2 separate regions of the Mus musculus genome follow, and region 1 is linked to region 2. Evidence: chromatin contacts called from ENCODE POLR2A ChIA-PET data. All regions are on one chromosome and are shown on one strand. Each heading gives the region's core, a stretch centred on a gene start or an enhancer-like site at or near the end of the contact. The rest is flanking DNA. Distances are from core to core; before and after follow the strand shown.

Region 1 (4,913 bases), core at 864-3,363, 130 kb before region 2:
CATGGAAGGTGCAGGATAGATTGGTTAATTGTTGCCGCCAATTACCCGGAGAAATCACAAATTGTTCTGTTCTGCTTCTGATTCCACAGCGCAGTAACCAGCTGACCTAATGACAATACTTAGCTCACAAAGCGGCTCTATCGTTAACAATAAGAATCATTTGTCACTCAGTGAAACCGATATTAAGTACTTTATCTGGGTGCTCTTGAGAGATGGTGTGTACCCAGTTCAAGGTTGCCAGTGCTAGAGGCGAGTCTGGAAGTCAGACATCTCTAATACTCAAGCTATTTTCTTCACCTCACATCCAGCCCGTCTATCAAATAATAGGCAAGCGAAAGGAGGATGGTAAATTGCATTATCTGCAGGAGTGTAGCCACGTAAGTGACATTAAACATTTTTAATCATTCACCTATTTTTTAGTGTGTGCGTGAGTGCATATGTGTGCCAAGTCCACAACTTCTCCATATTGCTGTTTCTACTCTTCGCTCCTCTGGGCAGAAACTCTTGGGTACATCCAAAGGCCGTGGTAGGAAGTAGCCATGCTCACCACACACTCGGCAGACAAGCTGGACAGTGGAACAGGTTGTCAAATATCAGGCATGCCCGAGGGAAGTCCCAGACAACTCCGGCAGCTTCAGCTAACTGCCTACGGCTTTCTGGACAGCGAGTGTTGTTTGAGATCAGTTAACCCTCCCTACCCACCCGCAACACACACACACACACACACACACACACACACACACACACACACACACAGTGGGCCAAATGCTCTTTTTCCAGTTCTAGCTGAGATGTTAAGTTCAGTGGATGAGGACGCCTGCCAGGTACCTGGCTGGGTGAGCACCGCCCAAACTGGTCGGGCTAGTTCACCCAGTGTCTGTTTCTGCCATGACTTGCCCTTGTGTAGGGAGGGTACAGACCTACCCTTCTCCACAGCAACCCGGTAGGTGGAAGGCAGCTGTGGGCATTAGTCTGGCAGTCAGATCAGAAGGGTGGAGCTGAATTAATCTAACCTGGAATTTCAACTTGGCCAGTAACAACAGGTGAGGGATGGGGGAGAATTAGCACAGAGAAATGGACAGTTTGGCAAGTTGGAAATACTCTTATGTCTTGTCCCTTACCGCCTGCCTAGAACACAGCCCAGGGTGACTTTTTCAAAGTGTCTGCATTATTTATGCCTCGGTGAGGACTTGGGCCCTCGGTGACTGAGCCCATCCCGAATCTGCCTGGGTTCCTCTCTGCGACGCGCCCCTTCCCTCTCCTCTGGGAGGCAGGGCGGGGGTCTCGGACTAGTCTTTGTTTTAGATGTGCAACAGAGCCCGAGAGCAGCGCCTGGAAGGCTGGCGATGGCAGAGCCGTAGGGTCGGCCAGGGCAGGGCGCTGGGTTGTGACCCTCATGCGGATGCCGTGCAGCGGGCGCTCGGTCTCTGCCCTCGGGCACCCACTTCTTGCCGGTCAGGCTGACTCGGTACGCAAACGCGCGATGTCCCCTATTGTCCTGCCTCGGCCTGAGAGGCAGCCGAGGAGGAGAAAGGGGGTCGGTCGGGCTCCGGGGCAGTCGGGCGAGCGTGGGGCCGTCCCGAGCTCGCAGGGAGTGGCAGGAAGTGGGGACACCCAGGCGGCTGGGCCAAGGGCCTAGCTGGGGAGGTCCGCGCCCCGCCCCGCCCCTCCTCGACAGCTTGGGCTGCGGGCCCCGCCGGAGGGCAGGGAAAGGGCCAGCCCGCGGGGACAGCCGCGTCTCAGGAGGGCCCCTCCGTGAGGCCTGGGGAGGCGCTGCAGGTGCAAAACCCGGGCGGCCCGCGCGCGCCTCGCTCCCTCCCCGGGAACTCCGCTCTTGCGCGGTCCCGGGCCTAGCGGCCAGCCTCGGCGGGACCGCACGTGCGCGCCCTCCCGGGCGGGGGAGTCCCCGGGCGAGCACGTGCCGCGGCGCGCGGGGGGCGGGGAGTCCCGCGGCCGCCTTCATTGCTCCTGCTGCTGCTGCCGCCGCCGCGGCCGCCGCCGCTGCTTCCTTCCTCCTGCGCCGTCCCCTGCTCGGCCAGGGCTGGGGCGGGGGTTGGGGGGGGGGACTCCGCGCGCGCAGCGAGCTTGGCTGGGCTGGGCGCTCCCGCTCCCGGAGGCGCACACCTTGGGCCGTGGCGGTGGCGGTGGCGGCGGTGGCAGCGGCAGGCTGGGAAACTTTGCCCCTTTGTGCGCTCCGCCCCGGAGGCGGCGGGCAGGTCGGTGCAGCCGGTGGCTTTCCGGCTCCGCGGTGGGGGAGGGGCAGTGCGTGGGGGGAGGGGCGGCTCGGGGACCGTGGCACGGCCATGGTGGGCGCAGCAGGGTAGCCAGCGACCCGGCAAGGAGCTCCGGGTGGCCGTGCGGTGCTGCCGGGTGGGGGTGGCGGGGCGGGGGCTGCGGTGCAGCGGGAGCGGAGCAGCCGAGGCCCCAGAACAAAGGAGCCGGAGCGGCGGCGGCAGTGGCGGCGCGCGCAGCCTGGCCTGCGCCCCAGCGCGCCCCCTCCCCGCACCCCTTGGTGGCGCGGGTCACCCTTCTCTGTAGCCCGCGGGGCTCCGTCTCCTGGGGCGCGGCGAGGTAGCCGACGCGGGACTCCCCTTGGGCGCGCCCCCCACCTCTAGGCCGCCTGGGGCGCCGTCCACTCCAAATGAGCGAGCCTCTGAAAACTTTATTTTGCAAGCTCTGTTCCCTAGGGGAAGGTCCTGCGACCCTCAGTGAGGGGCTGCGTGTGGATTTTAGTGAAACTCACTAGCCAGTAGATGTATGTGTGTGTGAGGGTGTGTGTGTGTGTGTACAGAGCAACTTTCTCAGAAATCCCACCCCCTCATCCCCTTGAGTGCCTTGTGCACCCTCACCCCCATGGAGGTCCTATGTACCTCCCTCTGAGGTTCTAAGGAGGACTTCGTTTGACTCAGACCCTGGCTTCCCCCATTTTCTCTCTTCCCAGAAGCAGGAAGAGATAACACGTGAAAGTTGTCCCTGAGCACCCAGTGATGCACTTCCTCTTTCTGTGTCTTTTTCCCCTCTCAGGCAGCGTAGCCTTCTCCATCATCCTGACCCAGGGAGGGAGAAGTGTCAGGAGGAAACTCCTCACCCCAATCTGCCCCACCACACACCCATTGGCTCACCTCATGCCTGAGCCCCGGGTGGGTGAGGGTGAAGAACCCACCCAGCCAAGATGAAATCTTCCTTGGGGGCTGCCGCCGCCACTGTCTTGCCCCAGATCCTGGGGCCCTGCAGGTGGGAGACTGGTCCTGGAAGGAACCCTGTGAGCCGGCTGCAGAGGAGGTGAAGAGGGTTAAGAAGAGGCACCCACCCCATCCCATCCCAGAGGCGGAGCTCCTTGCCTTCACCCTTGTAGACTTGTTTAGGAGAGAAGGACCTGTTTGCAGGCAGCAGGAGACTGGACAGTAGTTTAACCTGGCACCTATGCCCCCTTCCCTGGCAACGGCGGCATCATGAGCCAGTTTCAGGTGCCCTTGGCGGTCCAGCCGGACCTGTCAGGACTTTATGATTTCCCGCAGGGCCAGGTGATGGTAGGGGGCTTCCAGGGGCCTGGGCTTCCTATGGCTGGGAGTGAGACCCAACTGCGAGGGGGTGGAGATGGGCGGAAGAAAAGGAAACGGTGTGGGACCTGCGATCCCTGCCGACGGCTGGAAAACTGTGGGTCTTGTACCAGCTGCACCAATCGTCGCACACACCAGATCTGCAAACTCCGCAAGTGTGAGGTGCTGAAGAAAAAAGCGGGGCTTCTTAAGGAGGTAAGTGGGCCTCCGCTAGGCTCCTCACTCCTTGCTTGAGGCCGTTGTCATCACGAGGGTCTGGTTTAAAAGACTCAGCCAGTTAAGCCAATCCTCCCGTTCTTGGTCACTTGGTCTCCTTTGGAGCGCAGCCTGCAGTTGGAAGCCCAGAGGGTTCATTTCCAAGACGGTTTGTATGAGAGTGATTTGGTTCCGTGCAGAAGGCAGAGCCAGCATTCTCATCTTGAATGCTTACAATTGATACAGGACAGAGATGTCTGGCTTGAGCTTTAAAAGTTTGTCTTCCCACTGGAAGCCTGAGGTTGGATCATAAGGTGACTGATGCATGGGTGGCTGTGGTAGTGGCGAGGCACTGCAGACTAAGGTGGATGCACTTAGAGTGAAAACTCCGGAGTGATGGCTTGGCTCTTCACTGTCCTGATGGTGGCATGGGAGGCATCTCTCCCTAAGCCTTCCCGTGGGCTCCTGTTCTTGCATAAACAAGGGATGTAATGATAGACACGTGACTGGGGCTCCCAATGGGATGGGATACTTACTGAGGCCACAGAGGCTTGGGCAGAGCAGGCTTTGGTGGGCAATAGGCACTAGATACCACTTTCTGACTGAATGACGCGCTTTCGAAGTATTGTCATGTCAAGGAAGACTCTCTGCATTCAGGGGAAAAGGGAAGGAAGACTGGGGATGTGGGATTGGCGGAAGGAGTGAAGGGGCAGTGACCCTGTAATTGGGCTTCTTCCTTCCTACTATAGTGGTGAGCAGTCCACACAAGGCTGGTGGCGGCTGTGACAAGAGAGAGTTGGCGAAGGTGGGGACCAGCCAATAGAGCAGATTTTAGGCGGAGCGGAGCATGTAGCAGCTGAAGTTGCTCCAGGCAGCGGAACTGGCGCTGGACAGAGACAGAGGCCTGCGGTCTGCAGGGCTCCCAGCCCCGCCACTAATTTGTCAGAGAGCCTAGGCTATTTAGCCTCTGGGGGCTTATTTTCTGTTGGGGGGGAAATGGCGTTGTCCTTGATGGCCTTCAAAGCCGCCTCAGCTGGGCCAGGAGCTGCTGTGCGCTGAGTATGAGGTCACCTGCCGTTGTATAGGGTGTGCCACATGCACTTGGGGTTCCCCTGATGCTGAGTGTGGAGCTCTGCCTCCAGCTGGTAGGCATTTGCC
Region 2 (4,958 bases), core at 1,424-3,923:
GCATAGGACAATCTATTATCCCCATCTACCAGAGCATTTAACCAAGCAGTTCGTGTGGGGGAGGACACACTGTAGATTCTAGTGCTTGTTATAGCAACATCTTAACAATGCAAATCTACTCCTTCCATGCACTCGTAGATATGGAGTGTATATCCACATCATGGGATGCTGTGCAGTAAAAATAGGTAATGTGGTATATATAGTCAAAGCATAGCTGAACACATTACAGAACCAAATTAGAGCAAAGTCTATTTTGGTAACCCATAGAAAGCACAAACAACAACAAAACAGAAAAAGCATTAAAATAAGACATATCAGAATTGTGACAACATCTAAAAGGGGAAGGGAACAGACTCGTGGACTTACACCTTACCTGTGAAAGTAAATTTTAAATAGTGTAAAAAGTAAAAAATTATGAAAGTACTAGACTAAATATCATACTTTATAAAGAACTATATACATTAGAAGGATCACCCCAGGAACACATGGAGACAGGAAACTGAATAACAGGAAACTGAATATGGAAAATTAACATTAAATGATTTCTTAAGATTCAATAAGATCTTCATATGATAAATTGAGGTTTGTGCTTCAAGGGCTGAAGAGATGGCTCAGTAGTTAAGAACACTTGCTGTTCTTGCAGAGGACTGGGGTATACAGCTCCCAGCACCCACATGGTGGCTCACAACCATCCACAACTCCAGTCCCATGGGATTTGATGCCCTCTTCTGGCATCCGTGGGTACTGGATGTACATGGTATACATACATACATACATACATACAAGCAAAACACTCATACTCATAAAATGAAAGTAAATCCTAAACTGGGTATACTGGTATACATCTTTAATCCCAGCACTCTGGAGGGAGAGCGAGGCAGATCTCTGGGAGGTCAGCCTGGTTTACATAGTTAGCTCCAGGACAGCCAGAGCTACATTGTGAAACCCTATCTCAAAAAAAAAAAAAAACCAAACAAGCAAAAAAAAAAAAAAAAAAAAAAAAAAAAAACTAAATAACTAAATAAATCTTTGAAAAATACACTTACATTCTTCTAATGATGCCATCAAAACAGTTAAAATAACGCTGAGGATGGAAGAAGTCACAGATGTAATGAGACACTCATATCCAAAATACATAAAGAATTCTTACAACTGAAACCAAAAAGTCAGACGGACACAACCACTGCACCATATACACACGTGGAAATGTCACAGTGAAACCCATTAATTTGTACAATTAACAGATGCTAACAAAATAAAGAACAATCTGATTTTAAAATAGGAAAAGGATCTCAATAAACTCTATCCACAAATAGTCTGAAAACACAAAATACAGACACAGACACACACACACACACACACACACACACACAAACGATGCTTAACATTGCTGGTCATTGGGAGAATGTAAATCAATAAATTCCACTTCACCCTCAGATCTATCAGTGGTAATTACCAGGCAGGTGTGAACTGAAGAATTCTGAAAACTCAATACAATGAGAATGGGATGTTAAATGCAGTGCAGGCTTTAGAAGGCTTGGCAGTGCCTCAAAGGCTAACATGCAAAAACCTCACTAAGACCCAGGAGATACCATCACACACACATACCCAAAAACCTATAACCAGCTGCTCACAGCAGCGTTATTCAGAATAGCCAAAGAGTGGGAAAAACTGTCCATCGGTTTAAGTTATAAATAAAAACTTCCATTTACCTCACCTGGCTGAAGAGCTATGGACAGTCCACAAGAAGAGTCAGGTTTTTCAGGGACAAGCTCAAATAGACTCATAATGAAATAGTCAGCTCTACACCCAAGTACATACAGACGACACTAACTGGATCCATTACGTATGTATGTTGTATAGACGTAATATAGAATATAGATAAGAGAACATGAATTTGAATGGGAGATGAGAGGGCACTGGAGGAGTTAGAAATGAAAATACGCATCTATTAAGTTCTCAAAAAAAATAAAAACCTTAAAAAAAATTCACATGTGGGCCGAGATGAAAGCACCCACCTTTAATCCCAACATCTAAGAGGGCTCGAGGCCAGCCTGGGCTACATAGCAAGACCATTTCTCAAAACAAAACCCCCACATTTAAAGGAGGCCTGTCCTAGTGGCCGAGGCTGTATCCTGGCTCCTTGGGAAAGCAGAGGCAGGAGGAGTCCAGGTTCAAGCCCCGCCTGGGCTAAGAGAAAAGTCACATTGGAAGGAGCAATGCCCTCTTCCCAAATGCAAACCTGTGGGAAGCCACTGAGAACCTGCGCCTTTCTTTCTCAGCCTGGTCTGGTCACCGAGGCACTGCACATTTTCCTGCGCTAGCCGATCCCGGGGCGGCAGGCCCGGAGCAGCCCTAGGTCGGGCTCCGCCCTCCGCTTGGCCCCTCGGCCCGGCCCTGCCGACCGACACCCGCCCCGCCCCGGCCCGGCCCGGCCCACTCACAAGAGGAAGCTCATCCTCGCTAGCCCGAGGGGCCGTGGCCCCCGCCCCGTCAGACTCGGCGCCGCCGCGGGCACCGGGAGGCAGAGGACGGTCCGCGGCTCTACAGGGCTGCCGAAGCTTCACGGCCCGGGTTTGGTACCGAGTTCCAGCCGCCGCGACCAAGCACCGACCGCGGGCTCCTCCGCGCTGCCTCCCACAGCTCCGCGAGCCAAAATGCGGAACCAAGAGGATCTCGCGAGACCGGGCTTCTTCCCGTCCCGCTGAGCTTCACCCTGCCCCTTCCTGAGCTCAGCCAATCAGTATTCTGTGGGCACGGGAGGGAAATGGGGCCAACTAGGCGCCGCTGTCAACTGTTCCGTGGCCGAGGGACGTCTGCCAGCGCTACTTGGTGACTGTTTCGCTATTTAGAAAAACTTGATGTCTTCTCCTAAAGGAATGCTATTCTGGCCACCTCGCCTGTTGATGGACACCTGGGAGGTTTCTACACACACACTGTAACGCTGCTATGAATGTCCATGTGCATGTTCCGTGTGGGAGGATATGTTGACACCAGGTGACACTATGGTAGAATGAAGAAAAGAGGGGGGAGAAAAAAAACCTGTGGAAATAAATGAAACTGCAGATGCGCAGTGGCAAAGATCCAGTATTTTGCCGGTGGTTTAAAACCATTTGAATGCCACCTGTCACATTAATGTCATCAATTTTATTTTATCAACTTTTGGGTTCCTGTTTGTTTGCGTGTTGTTCCTTGGTTGAGACAGGATCTCAGGTGTTCCAGGCTGCCCAGGCTGGTTTAAAGTTTACTATGTCGCCAAGGATGACCCTGACCTCCTGACCGTCCTGCGTCTGCTTCCCAGGTGCGGGAATTACAGGCTTGAGCTACCACCTGCCTCCTTCTATTAACTTTTTAAACCACCTTTTATACATTTGTATTTATTAGTGTGGTATGTAGTAGTAGCTGGTTCTCCTTTTCTACCTTGATGGGGGGGGGGGCAGCCTAGGTTATCAGGATTATTCAGTAAGCTTTTTCTTTTCTTTCTTTCCTTTTTTTCACTAACTTCTGTAAATTTGTATGTGATTTAGAGTATGTGCCTTGATATATTTTTTGAATCTTTTGTTTGTTTGTTTTTGGTTTTGTTTTTTGTTGGTTTTTTTTGTTTGTTTGTTTTCCTGGTTTTTTGAGACAGGGTCTCTATGTAGTCCTGCTGTCCTGGAACTTGTTTTGTAGATCAGGCTGGCCTCGAACTAACAGATATCTTCCTGCCTCTGCCTCTTGTCCTTTTATTTGTTTATTTTTTTCATAAGTATATTTTTAAATAACATATTATTAAGGTTTGAGTCTGTGTCCTTATGTTTATATCAAGTCAGGACAAGCATGATGATACACAGCTTCTTTAATCCCAGCACTGGGAGGTAGAGGCAGATGGGTCTTTGTGAGTTCATGGCCAGCTTGGTCTGCATAGCATGTTCTAGGACAGCCATGACTACATAGAAAGACTCTCAAAAATTATATGTGTGTGTGTATGTATGTGTGTGTATGTATATATATATATATATGTATATGTGTGTATACATATATGACATTATATGTATACACACACATATATATATATATGTATATAACTATAAAAATATGATGTGAGAGGCTTGATTAAGAGCACTTAATACCTGTATAGTATAGTACCTGAGTTCAGGGTCCAGCATGCACACTGTCTGTAACTATCTGTAACTTCATTTCCAGAGCATCTAACACTCTCTTCTGACCTCCACGGGCATCAGGCATACATGCATGTCACATGCATGTAAGCTGGCAAAACACTTATAAAATAAAAAAAAATCTTCTTTTAAAAAGGAAAAAAATGCTGGGTGTGGTGGTGCACGCCTTTAATCCCAGCACTCGGGAGGCAGAGACAGGCAGATTTCTGAGTTCGAGGCCAGCCTGGTCTACAAAGTGAGTTCCAGGACAGCCAGGGCTACACAGAGAAACCCTGTTTCAGAAAAAAAAAAAAAAAAAAAAAAAAAAAGCAGACTAAATGAACTCCAGGTTTGTTGTTTGTTTGGGGCTTTTTTCCATCTTTTAATGAAATGATTCTTAAAATTGTAGAATTATTAAATCTATGAGGAAAAAACTTATTAAAGACACTTCTCCATATGTCCAGCTTTAGGGAGAGAAAGCCTTAGGGATTAAGGTGTAAATCTTTGGTCAATATTTAAAGAGGATATCAATACAATCCTCTAAGGAGTCAAAGATAAGGTTTCCCAGTGAGTAAGGGGCAGGGCAATTTGGTCTCCACCAGAACAGACAGCAGCCAAACACACACTGGGGTGCTTTGCTCACTCTGGCTCAGCAGGATCAAGAGATAGCGTCATACGATCTGGTTATAGCAGATGTGGGAAACAGAAGGTAAGCGGCAGCTCAGAGGGCCTTCTTGTTCCCCCCTCTTCTGGGCTGCTCCCCTCCCCCACCCCCAATCTTCCTTCAGTTCCCCTTTTGAGCTTCCTTAGGCAAAATTG

Evidence for each region. ChIA-PET counts read pairs that join two places held with the same protein, here RNA polymerase II (POLR2A).
Region 1: POLR2A ChIA-PET joins it to region 2 with 13 read pairs in embryonic stem cell. The contact joins the promoter of Tet3 here to the promoter of Mob1a in region 2. POLR2A ChIA-PET finds 5 or more read pairs at or near these places in 2 of 5 experiments (Patski and embryonic stem cell).

Annotation. Positions count from the first base shown.
Region 1 is chr6:83,453,592-83,458,504 of GRCm38, reverse strand. Tet3 (tet methylcytosine dioxygenase 3) reads left to right here and starts at 2,113. Exons shown (of 12, transcript NM_001347313.1): 1 at 2,113-2,216; 2 at 3,025-3,755. The coding sequence starts at 3,453.
Region 2 is chr6:83,323,754-83,328,711 of GRCm38, reverse strand. It overlaps Mob1a (MOB kinase activator 1A), which reads right to left and starts at 2,673. Exons shown (of 6, transcript NM_145571.2): 1 at 2,445-2,673. The coding sequence starts at 2,458. It also overlaps a transcript of Mthfd2 not described here.